Linked DNA regions of Homo sapiens: region 2 is linked to region 1. A link is an interaction called in ENCODE POLR2A ChIA-PET data of the cell type or tissue named here. Cell type or tissue: Panc1. All regions are shown on one strand. Links, peaks and the distances in the headings refer to the core of each region. The heading gives the core; the rest is flanking DNA. Region 1 has its middle 21 kb from the start of ZNRF4. Region 2 has its middle 8.0 kb from the start of PTPRS.

Region 1 (5,371 bases), core at 289-5,288:
TCCGTCTCAAAAAAAAAAAAAAGAGGGGGCTGTCCCCTCCTGCCTCTGCCTACCCTCCTCACCCTTCATCCGCAGCACCGACTAGGAGGGGGAGGACGTGGCTGGTGGCCTGCCTCTCTTCCCCATTATCCTGGGAGCCCCGTGGGGACAGGGACCCGGGGCTGATGTCGCCACCGCTGCATCCCCAATGAGTCTCGGGGCTGGCATACAGTAGGCGCTCCATACCTGCGCGAGTGTCTGGGATGGGCAGCTCGGGGGTCTTTGACTACTGGAGGCATGGGGGAGTCTTTTGTCCTTTTTGCTCCTATGGGAGGAACTGGGCGTCGCTGGGGGCAGGAGTCCCCCAAGTCCAGCCCCTGGACCCTACTGGGCCCGAAGAGGGGGAGGGGCAAGTGGGGGGTTTCACAGAGAGGGGCATGGGGGGAACGCAGGTACCCAGGTGCCACCCTGGGAACACCCCGCCCGCGCCCCGCTGGGTCTCCACTGCTTGCAGGGGACAAGGGAATGGGCTCCAGGCTGGCCAATGGGGACGCAGAGGGGGCGCATTACCTCATCAAGCGGCGCGGCCATTGGCTGCGGGCGTCCAGTGGGCGGGAGCAGGGCGCGAGCTCCCGGGACCCGGGAGGGGTTGCAGGGTCCAGCCCCGGAGGATCCTGTGGAAGGGGGGAAGGGGAGGAGAGGGGAGGGGAAGCGAGGGGGGAGTGCAGGAAATGGGGAATTTGCAATATCTGCGGGGCTGTGAGGGGGTCTTTGGAAGAGTGTCGCCCCTACTCCCTGTCTCCCAACTCCACGCTGCCCCCTACTCCGTGTCGTCCCCCTCCCAGGAAGGTCCCCTCGCCTGGGCATCTTGGTGGGGGAGGGGGAGGGGTGGGAAGAGCAGAAGGGGAATGAGAGGGTCCCCTTCCCCCAGCGAAATTAGCAGCTCCCCTCCCAAGGGCTCTTTTATCACCCCTTCCCCCCCTTCCCTCCCCCTCCCCTCCCCGCACGCGCGCGCGCGCACACACACACACATTGTCCCCCAGGCAGCATGGACAGACGCACCCACCCCCACTCAGAACACACCTCCGTTTGTGGAGCTGCCCGAGACCGCAGCATTCCTCCCACAGAATTCCAGGGAGCGCGCATGGTCCACGGACATCCTCGAAGCACCCACAAGTGGTGGGGGGGAGGGCTCCATGTCTTTGAGCCTCAGTTTTCCCTGTGTGAAATGGGGTAGATAAAAGCCTCCACATCCCAGGACTGCTGTGAAGATCCATTCAATCGAGGAACAAGCACAATCACTTGCCCATACGGGGTGCTGGGGATACGGCACCACCGAGTTGGGCCCAGGCTCCACGGTGAGGTCTGGTGGGGAAAAACAGATACAGCGGGTCATTTCAAAAGACCATACAAGCAAACTAAAAAAAAATGACGAAAATAAAAACAAGGGCATGAGGTGGAGAGTGAGTTGGATGTTACTTTAGACCAGCAATCAAGGAGGGCTTTCCTGAGGAGGTGATGTTTAAGGAGAATAAAAAGAAGCTGTGGGGAAAACTGGGAGAAGAGTTCCAGGTGGAGGGAACCAGCCCGTGCAAAGGTCCCGAGGCAGCGCTAAGTCTGACAGAACAGCGAGGAGGCCTGTGTGGCTGGAGCAGAGTGAGGAGGGGGAGAGAGGGAGGAGGGGAGCAGAGGGTGGGGAAGGGATGGGGCAGGTAGTGCAGGGCTAAAAAGCACTTCGTAAGGACTTGGGCTTTGACCCCAAGGGAGATGGAAGCCATGGAGGGCTGTGGGTAGAGGAGGGATGGACGCTGACTCATAGGAGGTTCATAGGAGCTCTCTGGCTGCTTGCTGTGGGGAGGAGAGACTGCGGGGTGGGAGCCAGGTACCAGAATGGAGGTGACCCTGCTCATCCAGATAAGCAGCGATGGTGCCAGGTCAAGGCTGGAACCACAGGAGGAGTGAGGAGAGGACAAGACCAAGGTCTATTTGGAGCCAACAGATTTCATTCTAGAAGTATTGGGTTGTGGGGGAGGTGGATCGGTCGTTCCTGCACAGGACTGGACCCACAGTGGCAGGAGGGGTAAACAGTAGTGGGATAGTTGGGTGGTCTTTTCCTTCCCCCACTGCCTACTCCAGTCCTCTACATTCAAGGCCAAATGAATGAGTGAGTCACCTCCAGCTGAGAGTGGCTGGGAGAGGTATACACTAGGCGCTGACTCAAACCTCCCACTCTGGCGTCTGTACTCCTGAGTCATCCACACCCCCTGCTCCTCACTGTCTCAAAGCCAGAGGGCCAAGTGTACCCCCCAAGCGAGATTAGTAACACATCAAACCTCTCTCAGCACCTCGCCCTCCTGCCTGAGAACCCCAATTCTGCAGTCCCAGCCTCAGCCCCACCTGATATTGAAATCCCCCAGGGTACCCCGGGTGGTTAGTGTGACCTTATTTTGCATGCCTCCAGGACCAGGAAGCTCTCTCTTTTTGAGTAAGTGAAATATCATATGAATGGCCCCCAATTTTTAAAAAATATTATCCTGGACTGTGTTCACCTGTTGTGAACCCTCCATGACTCCCTATCGCCCTCAGGACAAAGTCCCATCTCCTCAGCATGTCTTATAAGTGGTCTGGGCTCTGCTGACTTCCCCAGCTACACCCCCATCCCCATCCCTGCCCCACTTCCCACCCAGTCACGCTCATGGTTGTAAGCGTAATTCCTTCTCAACCTTTGCACAAGCTGTTCTCTCTCTTTGGAAGGCCTTTCTTCCTTCCTTTTTTGCTTGCCTGCCTCAAAGTATACATTTAAGCACAGTTTAGATGTCAGCCCTTCTAGGAAGGCTTCCCCCACCCGCTAGGGTGAGTTAAAGAACCTTGATCTCTCTTGGATACATTGTATCTCCCCTAATCTAGCCTTGCAGATTAGAACTCCCACTCGCCAGCTGCTGACTTCCGGGCTGGTAACTGTTTGCAGGGCTCAGAAATTCACCAGCCATGGGTTTTTGGTGGGGAAATTCTATTCTTCCCAGAACTGTCCCTCTCGGTATCCCTGAGGACATCATTAGTTTAAAACCATCTCCTCTGATCAGCTCCCCGCAGGCTGCCCCCCATGCAACCACAGCCCCGGGGCGGAGAAGTGGGGGGTTCTTTTTGAAGAGTGGTTGACTAACAGCCATTAGATGAATGGGCAAAGCACAGCGTTTTCATTTCTGCTGCATCTACAAACTAAATGTTCCCATGTAATTACAATTAAGGACATGTTCGCCTGTGACAGCTCCTGGCTTCCTGGCCTCCCCAGCCACTCTCTCCCGCCACTTCTTGGGCCATTTGCTATTTTCTCCTCCTTTCCCCCCCTCTTCTTTGGCTTTCTCTTCTCCAGTCCTCAGTTCTTCTTCCCAATTTCCTCATTTCTCCCCACCTTTCTGCTTTGAAACTCCTTCTTTTCCTTCTTTTCTTCTCTCTGTCTCTTCCTGTCTCTCTGCCTCTGTCTCTCTCTCTCTTCCTATATTTCAGTTTCCTCTATGTCTCTCAGTTTCTGTTTATCTCTTTGTCTCTCTTTTCTCTGTTTCTTTTTTTTTTTTTTTTTTTTTGAGACGGAGTCTTGCCCAGGCTGGAGTGCAGTGATGTGATCTCGGCTCACTGCAAGCTCTGCCTCCCAGGTTCACGCCATTCTCCTGCCTCAGCCTCCTGAGTAGCTGGGACTGCAGGCGCCCGCCACCACACCCGGCTAATTTTTTTTTGTATTTTTAGTAGAGACGGAGTTTCACCGTGTTAGCCTGGATGGTCTCGATCTCCTGACCTCGTGATCTGCCCGCATCGGCCTCCCAAAGTGCTGGGATTACAGGCGTGAGCCACCGTACCCGGCCTCTTTTCTCTGTTTCCATCTCTCTTTCTCTCTGTCTCTGCCCCTCTCTGAGTCTTCCCTCTTTTTTAATGATGTATAACTTATAAAGTGCTCAAATCTTGTGTGTAGCTTGAGGAATCGTGACATGGACATAGACCCCCTTGGCTACCACCACAGCAAGACGTAGAACATTCCAACCCTCAGAAGCTCCCTTGGTGCCTCCTCGCAATTAGATCCTCTCAAGGATAACTGTACTTTTTTCTTTTTTTGAGACAGAGTCTCGCTCTGATGCCCAGGCTGGAGTGCAGTGGTGCGATCTCAGCTCATTGCAACCTCCGCCTCCCGGTTTCAAGTGATTCTCCTGCCTCAGACTCCTGAGTAGCTGGGATGACAGGCAAGCTCTACCACGGCTGGCTAATTTTTTGTATTTTTAGTAGAGACTGGGTTTCACCATGTTGCCCAGGCTGGTCTCAAACTCCTGACCTCAATTGATCCACCTGCCTCAGCCTCCCAAAGTGCTGGGATTATAGGAATAAGCCACTGCGCCTCTCTTTAGCCTTCCCAACCGTGGTGTCAGACCTCTGCCCCCCAACCCTGATTCTGGGACTAGAGTGTCCTCGACACCTCCCACCCTCCCCAGTTGCCCTTTCAGGGCAGGCACAGATGAGGGCCGTGGGCCCGGGATGAAGGGAGGCCTTCTGTGGATGAAGCAACCCTTTAGGAGAGCCAACTATGGCCCCCCTGAGCTCCCCAGGGGACATTACAGGCCAGGACCCTTTTTGTCCTAAAACCCTTTCTGATTCTGATTCTGGTGTGAAAATCCCCCTCACTAGGCATTTTTTTTTTTTTTTTTTTTTTTTTTTTTTTTTTGAGACGGAGTGTCCCGCTCTGTCGCCAGGCTGGAGTGCAGTGGTGTGATCTCGGCTTACTGCAACCTTTGCCTCCTGGGTTCAAGCGATTCTCCTGCCTCAGCCTCCTGAGTAGCTGGGACTACAGGCGCCTGCCACCATGCCTAGCTAATTTTTTTTTGTATTTTTAGTAGAGACGGGGTTTCACCATGATGGCCAGGATGATCTTGATCTCCTGACCTTGGGATCCGTCTGCCTTGGCCTCCGCCTGCCTCGGCCTCTGCCTGCCTCAGCCTCCCAAAGTGCTGGGACTACAGGCGTGAGCCACCGTGCCCGGCCTCGCTAGACTCTTATGAAGACAAACACCCTCCTGGGGGTCCCAGCGCCCCCTGATCTGACCCTACAGATGAGCCTTTTGGCTCAGGAAACTTCGCTTTTCCTTCCCCATCTACAGATGGTACAACTGAGGCCCAGTGTGGGGTGCTCGCCCAACGTCAGACGGTAGAGTCTGAACCCAGTACGAGTAGGATCCAGGCCTGCAAAGGGACAGCTCTGAGCTGTGTAGCCTCAGGATGGCTCCTTCTCTGTCCTGAGCCTGTGTCCATCCTACCCCTTTCTTCCCTGCTTACCCAAAGCCTCCCAGCCTCCAAAGGCAGGACTTGAGCCTCATGCATCTTTTTTCTTTCCCTACAGTAACCTAGCACAG
Region 2 (5,371 bases), core at 72-5,071, 86 kb after region 1:
GGACCACAGGTGCACGCCAGCATGCCCAGCTAATTTTTGTTTGTTTGTTTTGGTAGAGACAGGGTTTCACCATATTGGCCAGGCTGGTCTTGAACTCCTGACCTCAGGTGATCCATCTGCCTTAGCCTCCCAAAGTGCTGGGATGACAGGTGTGAGCCATTACCTGACCTCATCTTGAATTGTAATCCCCACAATCCCAATTTGTCTGGGAGGCACCTGGTGGGAAGTGATTGGATCACGGGGATGGTTTCCCCACGCTGTTCTCCTGATAGTGAGTGAGTTCTCACGAGATCTGATGGTTTTATAAATGTTTGGCAAGTTTCTCCCTCTCTCAGTCTCTCTTCTGCCACCCTATGAAGAGGTGCCTTCCACCGTGATTGTAAGTTTCCTGAGGCCTTCCCAGCCGTGTGGAACTGTGAGTCAATTAAAGCTCTTTTATTTATAAATTACCCAGCCTTCGGTATTTCCTTATAGCAATGTGAGAATGGACTAACACAGTAACTAAATGTCTCATTTTATTTTTTATTTATTTATTGAGACAGGGTCTCACTCTTTCGCCCAGGCTGGAGTGCAGTGGTGCAATCTCAGCTCACTGCAATCTCCGCCTCCTGGGCTCAAGCGATTCTCCTGCCTCAGCTTCCGGAGTAGCTGGGATTAAAGGTGGGCATTGCCACGCCCGGCTAATTTTTGTATTTTTAGTAGAGATGAGGTTTCACTGTGTTGGCCAGGCTGGTCTCAAACTCCTGACCTCAGGTGATCTGCCTGCCTCGGCCTCCCAAAGTGCTGGGATTATAGGTATGAGCCACCACACCTGGCCTAAATGTCTCTTTTTCTTCTTCTTTTCTCTCTCTCTCTCTCTTTTTTTTTTTTTTAAGATGGAGTCTCCTCTGTCGAAGTGTCGAAGGCTGGAGTGCAGTGGCATGATCTCAGCTCACTGCAACCTCCACCTCCCAGGTTCATGTGATTCTCCTGCCTCAGCCTCCCAATTAGCTGGGATTACAGGCATGTGCCACCACACCCGGCTAATTTTTGTATTTTTAGTAGAGATGGGATTTCACCATGTTAGCCAGGCTGGTCTTGAACTCCTGAGTTCAGGCAATCCACCCACCTTGGCCTCCCAAATTGCTGGGATTACAGGCGTGAGCCACCGCGCCCAGTTTAAAGAAACTTCAGGTCATGTGTCCAGCGCTGGATGCAAGTATCAGTGGAATTAAAACACGAGCGCAAGTAACAATGTAACAAGTCAAATGAATAAGGAAGACAAAAAAGTTACAAAGAAAAACAATAAAGACCCAACCATGATATTAACAAATCCTAGGGACATTAACAAGCTCAAGGGGAATCATCTGTTCTTAGACGTGAGTAATTTTGGCAGGCGACCATACCATAGTGTTTCATGCTCAGTGCGTAGAACTTAAAATCACTTTGTGAGGCCAGTGTGGTGGCTCACATCCATAATCCCAGGGCTCCAGGAGGCTGAGGAGGGAGGACCACTTGAGACCAGGAGTTCAAGACCAGCCTGGGCAACACAATGAGACCCCATGTTTACAAAAAAAAAAAATTTTTTTTTAAATTATCTGGGCATAGTGGCACATGTCTATAGTCCCAGCGACTCAGGAGGCTGAGGTGTCAGGATCGCTTGAGCCCAGGAGTTCCAGACCAATCTGGGCAACATGGTGAAACCCCCATTGCTACAAAAAAATACAAAAATGCATTTTGGGAGCCCGAAGTGAGCGGATCATTAGGTCAAGAGATTGACACCGTTCTGGCCAACAGGGTGAAACCTCGTCTCTACTAAAAATACAAAAATTAGCTGGGCGTGGTGGCATGCACCTGTAGTCCCAGCTACTTGGGAGGCCAAGGCAGGAGAATCACTTGAACTCGGGAGGCAGAGGTTGCAGTGAGCCGAGATCGTGCCACTGCACTCCAGCCTGTTGACAGAACGAGACTCCATCTCAAAAAAAAAAAAAAAAAAAAAAGCAGAAATGAGACGGGTGGGCTGGTGCACACCTGTAATCCCAGCTACTTGGAGACTGAGGTGGGAGGATTGTTTGAGTATAGGAGTTTGAGGCTGCAGTGAGCTATGATCATGCAACTACACTCCAGCCTGAGTGACAGAGTGAGACTGTCTTAAAAAACAATAATAAATAAGTTGTAGCCTCTCAAAGTTTCAAGTACCACACTCAGGGCCCACACTGATGGCACTGGAAGGCCCTTGGCTTGGTGAGGCTTGTGGCAGGGGTCCAGATGACACTGCCAGGCATGTCCCTCTGACTCTACACACAATACCCAGCACAGACCCCACCTGGTGGAGAATCCAAGCCTTTCTCCTTGAGAAGGGATGAACCAAGAGGCCCTGTCTGCACCGCCAGCTGGCAGGAGACAACGGAGGCCTGATCTGAATTTGTCATTGCGTCCCCCAGGGAGAGTGGGAGAATAAAGCCCTTGATCTTTACATGTGCCAGCCAGGCCCTAGAGCTGGGAGGCTGGCTGCATGGCATCCCCTTGCCTCTCCCAAAACCTGGATCTTATTGCAATCAACAAAGGGTGCTCATGATTTATGGGCTAGGGTCTAGCATCTCTTGTCATATGTCATGGGGATGTCAAGCTCCTTGTCCAGGAGTAGGTAAAGTCCTTGAGGGGTATCAGTGAAGCCACTGTCAGGGAAAGGGTCTTTTATGGGGTTGAACTGCGTTCCCCCAAAAGAGATGTTGAAGTCCTAACCCCTAGGACCTCAGAATGTGACCTTATTTGGAAATAGGGTCTTCACAGAAGTAAAGTTAAAATGAGGGCATTAGGGTGGGTCCCGATCCACCCTATGATCCACCTTATGATGGGTGTCCTTATAAAAAGGGGAAATCTGGACACAGAGACAGACCCACATATAGGGGAAATGATGTGAAGAAGAGATACAAGGAGAAGGCGGCCCATCTGCAAGCCAAGGAGTGAGGTCTCAGAAGTAACCAATCCTGGGCAGGCGTGGTGGCTCATGCCTATAATCCCAGCACTTTGAGAGGCCCAGGTGGGTGGATCACCTGAGGTCAGAAGTTCAAGACCAGCCTGGCCAACATGGCAAAAACAATTTTTTTTTGGAGATGGAGTTTCACTGTTGCTGCCCAGGCTGGAGTGCAATAACATGATCTCCGCTCACTGCGACCTCCGCCTCCCAGGATCAAGCGATTCTCCTGCCTCAGCCTCCTGAGTAGCTGGGATTACAGGTGCCTGCCACTACCCACACCTGGCTAATTTTTTGTATTTTTTTTTAGTAGAGATGGGGTTTCTCCATGTTGGCCAAGCTGGTTTCAAACTCCTTACCTCAGGTGATCCACCCGCCTCGGTCTCCCAAAGGGCTGGGATTACAGGCATGAGCCACCACACCCAGCCAGGATGTGTTACTTCCGAGGTCTCGCTCCTTGGCTTGCAGACGGCCGCCTTCTCCCTGTGTCTCTTCTTCACATCATCTCCCCTCTATATGGGTCTGTCTCTGTGTCCAAATTTCCCCTTTGTATAAGGGACATCATCATCACCAATCATCCACATTTTAGAACATTTTTAAACATTTTTATTTTATTTTAGAACATTTTTAACATTTTAATTTTAGAATATTTTAATCACCTGGAAAGGAACCTCAAAAGAATCCATTGCCTAATTCAAGATCATTAAGATTTATTCCTCTGCATTTTTTCCTAAGAGTTTTATAGTTTAAGCTCTTCCATTTAGGTCTATCATCCATGTTGAGTTGATTTTTGTATATGGTGTGAGGTGGGGATTCAACTTCATTCTTTAGCATGTGAATATGGAATTGTCCTGGCCCCACTTGTTGAAAAGACTATTCTTTCCCCACTGAATTGACAACTTGATGGAAATCAATTGACCATAGATATGAGGGTTTTTTCTGCACTTTCAATTCTACCCCATTGATCTGAATGTCTATTCTTATGCCAGTACATCATTGTCCTGGTTACAGTAGGTTGTAATAAGTTTTGAAATTGGGAAGTCTGAGTCCTCCAACTTTGTTCTTTTTCAAGATTGTTTTGGCTGTTCTAAGTTCCTCGAACATTTTCACATGAATTTTAGGATCAGCTTGCCAATTTCTGCAAAGAAGCTAACTGAAATTTTGATAGGGATTGGGTTTAATCTTTAGATCAATTTGGGGAGTATAGACATCTTAACAATATTATTCTTCCAATCCATGAGCATGGGATGTCTTTCCATTTAGTTAAGTCTTCTTTAATTTAATCTTTCAACCTTTTGTTATTTTTTATAGTATAAGCTTTGCACTTCTTTTGGAAATATATTCCTAAGTATTTTATTCTTTTTCATCAATTGTAAATGGAATTGGTTTCTTAATTTCATTTCGTTTGTTCATTGCCACTGCATAGGAAATACAATGGATTTTTGTGTATTGATTTCATATCTTGCCGCCTTGATGAATTCATTTACTAGTTTTATAGGTCTTTAGTGGATCCCTTAGGATTTTCTACATGCAAAATGATGTCATGTGCAAATAGAGATAGTTTAATTTCTTCCTTTCCAATATGAATGCCTTTTATGTTATTTTCTCACCTAGTTGCCTGGTTATAGGCTTCAGTACAATGTTGAATAGAAGTGGTGGGAGGGAGCATTCTCATCTTGTTCCTAATCTTACGGGGAAAACATCCAGTCTTTCACCATAAAGTATGATACTGACTGTAGATGCCTTTTACTAGGTTGAGAAAGCTTCATTCTGTGCCTAGTTGTTGAGTGTTTTCCTAACCCATGCCTCCCCAAATCCTCCAACGCTTACCAAATCAGCTAAATCAGGGGACCCCCAAGTGAACCCCACATGGAGCCCAGCACAGAGCAGGTGTGCAGCAAATAGGATGTTCCTATCTGCTCCTCTTCCCTTTGGCGTTTGAAGCGAATTTGTGAGGAGAAAGAGACAGAGAGAGGAGCAGAGAGAACAACATTTAATTTGAAGTAACGTGCAACGATAGTGGAATCTCTGGCACAGGGAAAGTTTAGGGGAGATGTTTTGGACCTGTCTGGCAGGAATTTAAGGCTGAGTTCTTTGCAGACAATCCTGAACTTGGTATGAAGGGTCCTGTTTGTACACAGTGATGGGCGGCTGATGGTTCCCCTGGAGTTATCTCAACAAAACCACAATGGAGCTAATTACCAGGTTCTGGGAGGCTCCTAGGCAGAGGTTGGTCTGGCAGAAAAGGAAGAGGAGGGTGGGAGAGTGGGAAGAGCCCCCTCCCCCACAACGCTCCTGAAGAAGCAGCGAATGTTCATTGACTGAACTTTTCACCCAACAATGACTCACACCCTCAGTGTGCGTGCCAGCTCACCACGATCAGCAGACAGGAAAGAGACCCAGAACCCACCATGT

Evidence for each region. ChIA-PET counts read pairs that join two places held together with the same protein. Peaks named below come from ENCODE experiments on the same cell type or tissue, not always from the same donor. Only the 100,000 strongest peaks of a DNase experiment are listed, where the experiment ranks them.
Region 2: POLR2A ChIA-PET joins it to region 1 with 7 read pairs; 5 of 35 experiments call an interaction of 5 or more read pairs at or near these places.

The regions. Positions count from the first base shown.
Region 1 is chr19:5,431,989-5,437,359 of GRCh38, reverse strand. No RefSeq gene overlaps it. Among named protein-coding and RNA genes, the nearest start is that of ZNRF4, 21 kb to the left of the region's middle. In Panc1, for the core only: no CTCF peak of the experiment used is centred there; a DNase peak (open chromatin) is centred at 2,178; H3K4me3 peaks cover 542 bases.
Region 2 is chr19:5,346,174-5,351,544 of GRCh38, reverse strand. No RefSeq gene overlaps it. Among named protein-coding and RNA genes, the nearest start is that of PTPRS, 8.0 kb to the right of the region's middle. In Panc1, for the core only: no CTCF peak of the experiment used is centred there; no DNase peak of the experiment used is centred there.